2 separate regions of the Homo sapiens genome follow, and region 1 is linked to region 2. The links are chromatin contacts, found by Hi-C or POLR2A ChIA-PET in ENCODE. All regions are on one chromosome and are shown on one strand. The core of a region is the stretch at or near the end of the contact, and the rest is flanking DNA. Distances in the headings are between cores, read along the strand shown. Region 1 overlaps TLE1-DT (TLE1 divergent transcript). Region 2 has its middle 190 kb from the start of TLE1.

What was found. Hi-C counts contacts between places; a loop is a spot of excess contacts on that map. ChIA-PET counts read pairs that join two places held with the same protein, here RNA polymerase II (POLR2A).
Region 1: a loop to region 2 is called in a map of ascending aorta, with 2.0 times the contacts of the local background. The contact joins two enhancer-like sites. A Hi-C loop is called at or near these places in 1 of 168 maps with a recorded cell type or tissue (ascending aorta). POLR2A ChIA-PET finds 5 or more read pairs at or near these places in 1 of 52 experiments (WTC11).

The regions. Positions count from the first base shown.
Region 1 is chr9:81,757,321-81,761,275 of GRCh38, reverse strand. The region is part of intron 3 of TLE1-DT (TLE1 divergent transcript); the gene reads right to left. Among named protein-coding and RNA genes, the nearest start is that of TLE1-DT, 70 kb to the right of the region's middle. RefSeq lists an enhancer at 269-770. Within about 2 kb of position 1,420, at least 3 of the 41 ENCODE cell types and tissues checked have a DNase peak (open chromatin) inside an H3K27ac peak, as active enhancers do; they include ascending aorta, where a contact is called at or near this core.
Region 2 is chr9:81,496,977-81,501,070 of GRCh38, reverse strand. No RefSeq gene overlaps it. Among named protein-coding and RNA genes, the nearest start is that of TLE1, 190 kb to the left of the region's middle. Within about 2 kb of position 1,935, at least 5 of the 41 ENCODE cell types and tissues checked have a DNase peak (open chromatin) inside an H3K27ac peak, as active enhancers do; they include ascending aorta, where a contact is called at or near this core.

The sequences.
Region 1 (3,955 bases), core at 171-2,670, 260 kb before region 2:
CAGGCTGGTCTCAAACTCCCGACCTCAGGTGATCCGCCCACTTCAGCCTCCCAAAGTGCCGGGATTACAGGCGTGAGCCATCGTGCCCAGCCTAGGGTTTACAGTTTTATACAGAGTGGTCAGGAAGGCATCACTGCCAACATGAGATTTGAGAGAAGACTTGAGCCAAGGGAGGCAGGCAGCCACTGGGCATCTGGGGAAAAGCTTCCCAAGCAGTGGGAAAGGAAGTGCAAAGGTCCCGAGGCAGGAGTAGGCCTGGTGTGTTCCAGGAGCAAGGAGGGGTCAGTGGGGCTGCAGTGGTGGGAGCACAGTGGGAGCCGTGGAGACGCTGGAGCGGCACAGGGGCTAGTGCAGGGCCTGCTGGTAAGGGGGCCTTTGGCAGTCACTCTGAGAGGGAGGGGAGCCATTTAGCAGGTGGGAAGAAGAGGAGTCACAGGATCAGGCTCAGGCTTGAGCAGCCTCCCTCTGGTTGTAGGTTGAGAATGGACAGAGGGGTTGGCAGGAGCTGGGAGCTGTGGCTGTCATCTAGGCAGCTGAGAAATGGTGACTAGACCAGGCACTAAGAATAGAGGGAGTAAAAGCAACTGGACTCGATATATTTTGAAGGTAGGGCCTCTGGTGCTGTTAACAAGTCACCAACATAAATTGCATAAAACTCAAACATGGGCCGGTGCAGTGGCTCATGCCTGCACTCCCAGCACTTTGGGAGGCCAAGGCGGGTGGATCACCTGAGGTCAGGGATTCACGACCAGCCTGGCCAACGTGGTGAAACCCCATCCCTACTAAAACTACAAAAAATTAGGCATGATGGCAGGCGCCTGTAATCTCAGCTACTTGGAGGCTGGGGCAGGAGAATCGCTTGAACCTGGTAGGCGGAGGCTACAGTGAGCCAAGATCGCGCCATTGCACTCCAGCCTGGGCAACAAGAGCGAAACTCTGTCAAAAAAAAAAAAAAAAAGAAAAAAGAACAAAACAAAACAAAACAAAAACCCTCAAATATACTTTCCTCTTTCCTAAAACTTCTTTGGAAACTTAGCCTATGATGGAGTGCTGATGGAATAATGTGTGACCGTCTTTAAGGGAAAGACATTCTCATGGACCTCTGATGTCATCCCTAAGTGATTTTTATTAAAATGTTATTTTTAATATATGTAAACTTAAAACTAGATACAAAGAATGTTTTCATATAGACTTCATGCCACAATAAAACCAAAACAAACTTATAGGTGAACAAATGTAGGAAAGTCATACGATTCAAATGAATACTTTTAATTTAATGGAACAAATACAGAATGGTCACTCCCCTCAACGGCATGAAAGTGGTGCTCCCTGCCCAGGCTCTCCTGAGTTCAGCCTGCTGGCCTCATGCTTTGCAGTGACTCAATGCTTCCACTGCTTGTCTCTATTTACGTTATGCAGAACCTTCCTTTGTACATCCTGTGATGAGGTCATCGGACCTTCACTTGGTGAGAACACAACATTCACATGTCTGTGTGTTTTGTTTTTTTAAAAATTATTTACAATGATTTTTCAATGACAAAGAAACTGTCACTCCCTGTCACCAAGAAAATCTTAAACACAGATAAAAATGCAGGCCCTGAAAGTATGTGGAAGCTCTCCGTTAAGTTGATCATCCAAATGAACCAAAATATGTTGATCTTCACTGATTATTAGCATCAAAATGAAAATACAAAATTGAATTCTCACAGAGAACTCAAGGCCCCTTCAGAATACGACTGAAGACTTTCAAGGATCTTCAGACTTTAATTTGAGAAATATAAATGAAGTGAAAAAGGTCCTTGATTAAAAGTCAAAAAAATCTGGCTAAAAATCGCAGCCCTGACATTTGTAGCGAGTGGGCCTGGGATGTTTACCTCATAGATCTGTTAGAAAGATTAACTATGATCTGATAAAAATTATTTCTGAAATCATCTTATAACATGTTAGAAGATGCCTTGGCCAAGTATCCTGGAAAACAGTATGAGAGTAAGTGATACGTGCGTGACAGTGGGCGCTGCTGTCCCAGGGAAGCAGAGGAAAGAAAAGGGGAAAGGCCTATTGTTCAGTCATCATTATGGATAAGAATATTCCAACCTTCCCTTGCCCCCATTAGGGGGTTCAGATTTTGAATACAATTAGAAAAATACTAGTTCGCAATTTTGCATTTAAATTACATACAGAATTATTCTGTTTTTAAAATAAAGCCAACCCTCACCCCAAATTTTTATTATAAATAGAAAACATAAAATCTTTTATTCCTAGAAGCCATTTTGGGATTTTATTGTAGTATAGTCTCACGCCCTGATTACGGTCATGTGTACATGAAGTATATTTGCTGAAACTCGTTGCCTGATTTGAAATTCAAAACTTTAGAAATGCAAACATGCAAACATGATTGCAAATATGCAAAGTACAAGGTCTTATACGAATGGCCCTAATCAAGGCAAAGTCCTTTAAAATAAATACATAAAACAGAGTTTAGAATAGGCTAAGAAGCAGTAACACATGCAAAGTAGCTAATTGCTCTTGGTTCACCATGAATATTAATCTTATTTAACCTGTAAAAGATAACTACAGGGAAAATACCAAAAGGCCTGCTCCATGTCCCATCATTTTTTCCACCCAGCCATTTTGCAGTTTTCACTTCTCAATTTCAGGCTCTGTGCCTATTCTTAGACATTCAATAATACCCAGTATAAGCCACTGCATGTTAGGCATGAATTAATTAACAATAATATCCAGGTTGCTGGCAACATACTACCCGCAAGTAGGGTCAAGCAAGATGGGTGGTGGAGAGAAGGTGTGTTCTGTGGTCTTATGTCAGATACCACTGAGTTGAGTAAATGGACATTTGGTGCATTTCATGCTGCCTATGGGTCTTTGGACATTTTACCCACCATCACAGCCCTTGCAGAGATAGCCACCCATGCAGAAAGAGATAGGACCCTTTGAGAGCGTGCTGACTGACTCATCCAGGTAAGGAGGCCACAGTGAGCACAGCCCGTCCAGTGAGCTAGCAGAGGCAAGTCTCCAACATGACAGTCCTCCAGTAAAGGGTGGACATCTCAGCTCAGACCAAATCAAGCAAGAAAAAAACAACAGTGAGCATGCCAAAGAGAATCCAATCCAAGTAAGCCTAGAAAACCCCCTTAGCTGCGTCAATCCGCAGTGGTCACTGCTTCCTTAGGGAGGAGAAACTGAGGTGAATATAAGAACTCATTGAAGTCCCGTGCGCTATGGTACATATAAATATGAGTGTAACTGCTGTGTATTTAGTTTGCTTTAGAGTGTGGGTCCAGCCATTCTCAATATCTTCTGTCATCTTTGGAGTTTCGAGTTAAAAACAAACAAATGAAAGAATCTTATAGTTTTTGCCATATAGATGCATCTGATTAGGTTTTTGATTTCTGACTTTTACCAAGACTCTGATTATTACCAAGATGGCAAAAATCCCTAAGAAACATTTCTCAAGTCCATATGCAAGTATGTTATGTATGTTTAGTAAATGACTGCTGCTTGCTTTGATTAGAACCCATCCTTCCTTCCAAGAAAGCAGCTCCCTGTTTGGAATTGCTCCTTTCCGCCCTCTAAACATGTGGTTCAGGGGATGCGGGGAGTGTGGCCATGTTCTTACATGACCCCACCTCCACTAACTAGAGTTGCCTGGACCTGGCTGGGGCCCCTGCCTGAAGCCAGCACAGTCAGAGCCTTCCCCAAGACTTTTCTATCTAGAATTAAGAAACAAAATCAGGTTCTCGTTGGTGTTTTAACCCACAGTATGTAAGACTCAGATCTACAATGAGAGAGAAAGCCCTGGATACCAGGAGGGATAGAGCTGCAGACAGAGAGAGAAGGAATCCAGGGAGCACTTGGAGTCCTGGTTCCAGTTTTATTTCATTTTATTGTTAAATTTCTGGCTAGTTCCTTGTCTTTCTCATAGATTGACCTCTTAACC
Region 2 (4,094 bases), core at 686-3,185:
AAGCTCAGATTTCTCAGGAAAGGCCCAGAGGGCCGGGCAGCAGTCTCAACACCCCAACTAGGGTAGAATGGGATCGATAACGTGAAAAGAATAATAAGAATGGGCTAAAGGTGATAATAAAATGAATAGTCTCTTACATTTACAGAGCAGGTTATCATTTCCTTAGCATAAATCTTGCAATAACCTTGGGAAGATGGAAAAGAGAAAAATAGGGAGGAAAATGGGCCTGGAAGAAAAACCCTCTCTCATCATTTCATTTTAGACTCCTGGTGTCTGCTGGTAACATCATGGAGTTTTGAGTCTGGGTGCTTTCTTTGGGCTTTTCTTAAAAATTAGATATTGATGAAAATACTCAATGGGATATTGAGGGAAAATATGATCATCTCTTAAGCATTTTATAGTTTGCTTCCTGTCTATGCTCATCAACTTGCCATTTTTAGAGAGCCGAGAACTTTCTTTGAATTTCTACATAAGTGAGTATAGCATGAGCATCAAGACTGTTTATTCTCCAATTGTGTGAAGAGATGCAATAGTCCTTATCAATCTGAAGCCCCTCAAGACCACAGTCCATAGCATTGCTAGCTTATTCGAAGGTCACACCATGATATAGACAAGAAGGGCAAATCTTTAGGGAAAATTGAGGTTGTGGTCTGGTGCACTGTTGTGTTGTTGACTGTATCACCACCTTGATCTTTTCAGCCAGGGGTCATAGCAGGGTTATGGCATGGAATGGTATAGCTCTTGGCTGATGAAGCCACTCTCTGGGTCGTAGTAGCCCTGGTGGCCTCATTGTGGGGGACCACCTGAATAAGAAGTGCATAATTGAATGTGTGGTTCTAATCAAAGCTACTTCGAAATGTTTTGATGGACCATCATATCTGTCTTGGTATTTAAAACTCCCTTAGTAAGTGGTCATTAGACTGCCTCTCCACATCTCCCCTCCCTCTTTTTTCCCAGTGTCTTCTCTTGGCATGGAATGATAGAAATATCCCCAAATATTCGCACACTTCAGAAACATGCTGTACCCTGAGTATGTCTCACAAAGAAAATGTTGATAGACTTTGCATCGGGCTCATAAAATTCTAACCTAAAAAAATTATGGGCCTGGGTCAAAAGAAGTATGTACAAAAAGCCATTTGGACTCTGTGCAAAGGATTGTTGACACAGAACATACTCTTCTTTTAGACCATCAGTGGGAGACTGGCTGGTCTCGAGCCATGCATAAATCTGTCCATGTGCAATTGGTAGCAGTTCCTAATTGTGGAAAAGGAGGGTAGGAACGGACTCAAGCAGAGAAAGCTGAGACTGGCAGGCAGGGCAGAGCCAGGAGGGAGACACCCAGCACTTGATGCCACCCTTCCAGAAAGCCTCCACCAAGGGACTGCATTGAGCATACATTACCATATTTTCTGGAGCTCAGGAAAATAAGACCATAAATAATGAATAGGTACACCAGACTGCATTGTGGAATGGTTGGATATTGAGAGGAAGAATGTGTCCAGGCTAAGAGATGGGCAAGTAGAGCAGCATTTGCTGAATATTGGGAAAAGCTGAGTGTCCCAATTAATTTTTATGAAAACTTCTCCTGTACCCCAGCTATCCAGCCTGTGCTCTCCAATAGGGGAAGGAGGGGAAGGACATTAATACTCTTGGTTCTTGATGGGTAATACATTGTAAATAGCCTTGGATGGGGGCATTCTTACATGTCTGGAAGGCTAATTTTCAGGCGCTGAGTTTACTCTCCAAACGTTTCCCTGTGAACTGTCTTTCTCTGGGTTGGAACACTTTGTGCCACCATTGGAAAGCCTCTTTTGTAAATTTTTACTCCATTATGTTGCAATTTTAACATCTCATGCTTTTGGCACTCGAAGCATTTTTATAATGGTCTTTGGTTTATTTTTGGCTCAGTTTTACGGCTCTCTGCCAGCCTCCAACTTCTGCTGTGTAGCTGACCCAAAATAGTTTCAAAGGCTCAGATGCAACTTGATATCAAAATTTTTTCCCCACGTATTAAAGTTAGCCTTGTAAATGCTGAAGGCACGGAAAAAGTTTTCCTGAGTAGTTATTAGACTCACAGGACGTGTCGTACCTTCGGCTCATGAGATGAGAAAGGCAAATTTCTATGTCACTTGTAGGTAAATCCAAATAAAAGATGCCTCTGCAGTAAGGTGCTTTCTACAAGTCAGAAAAAAGTTCCAGATGTATAGAAATTGGGTTGACATTTAAAGGGTTCTAAATATGCTCCATAACCAGCTAGGCTGACGAGTGTCCTCATGAATCTTCACCATCTGATTCCTCGTGACTATATATTACTACTTCCACCACCACCAGCTAACAATGCTAACAATTATTCTCTGATTACTTTTAATGTGCCAAGACTTTTACCATCTACGATCTTGTTAAAGTATCTCATTAACTGTTTATAATTGGAACGATTTTCACCACTGTTTTACAGATAAGAGAATTTGTGATTTAGAGCAACGATTTCCAAACAGGGTTGTAGAATTTCCTGGGGGGTTTTCAAAAATCTCAATGCCTCGGCAGCAACCTGTGCCCATTGCATCAGAATGACTAGGGGTGGAAACCAGGCATTAGTATTTTTAAAAAATACTAATGAAAAAGATGATTTTAATGTACAGTAGTTTCATGTTTGGAAACCACTGGCTTAAACAGATTTGAGAGATTAGCTGAGAATTACCCTGCTACCAAACAGTAAAACGAAGAGACCATTTGAGTCTAAACCTTGTACTTTTACTAATATACCAGGATGCCTTTCATACTCCTGCAGAAAAAATTATAAAATTTATACAATAATGTAGTCTATGGACCCTACTCTCAATGAATTTATGGTCTGAGGAAAAAAATGATGTAAGTAAAGACCAAATCAGCATTAAGCGACGTAGCACTGGTTATGAACTCAGGAAAATTTGAGAGCTACTCAACTAGCCAAGGACATGGGATGGCTTGGATTTGGTGCCTTATGTAAAAGAAACACTGAAAAAAAGCCACTCTAACAAAAGTTGAGATCTGTTAAAATCAGAGGTAGAGATTGAAGAACACTGACAGCAATGATGTTAGCACTAGGGAAATGGATTCTTTGGGAAATTATATCATACATTCACTTATCAAATAATTTACTCATTATTAGAGGCAGGGTGCTTTAGACGTATTTAATGCCACAGTAACCCAGAGTGGTATGATTATCCCTATTTTACAGATAGAAAAACTGAAACTCAGTGTAGATAAAACTGGAACTCACATAACTTAGAAGTTTCAGACTTGGAATTCACATTCAGATTTATTTAACTAATATTGATAAAGGCCCTACTGTGTGCCAAGGAGTGAGATAGATGCTGGGGATATAAGGGCATATAAAAGCATAGTCCGTGGTCTTATTGACCTTCAAGTCTAGTGAGTAAAACAGACATGAACCAAACTTTCATACAAAACACATAAAAATGTAAATGTGTTCTAGTATATAAGGCAAGAAGCATAGTAGGTGTTAATTAGGCAATTAAAGGGAAGGAAACAGACTAAGGGAACAGCTCATGACATTTTTCTATGTTAAAAGGAAACATGGAAATCAGAAGGAGATGAAAGAAGCCTCATGAAGGGGGAGCACTGGAAAAGAGGGTAAATCAAGATAAGGTTGGAGCTGGAGAGATGGCCAGTGTTAGCTGTGGATGGTGGGAGAAGCTGTGGGAAGTGACATCAGATTCATGTACTGAAAGAATCACTCTGGTTGTCTTATAGAGAACGTTTTGCAGGAGGCCAGACTGGATTATGTCAGTGGCTGTCAAACATTTTTTGTAGGTGATTCCTTATAAGAAATACATTTTGTATGGTGACTTGGTATGCTCACATACAGACACACATGCAGACACACACCAGAAGTTAGTGTCAAGACCTAAGCCTTTTTATGAATGAATATTTCTTTTATGTTTTATCTAGTCTATTTTAGTTTTTTAAAAAAGGGCTGGTTGCTATCCACTTTATTTATTTCACAGTCTACAAATGGTGTGCAGTTTGTAAGAATAGTGATTGAGGCCGGGCGTAGTGGCTCACACCTGTAATCCCAGCACTTTGGGAGGCCG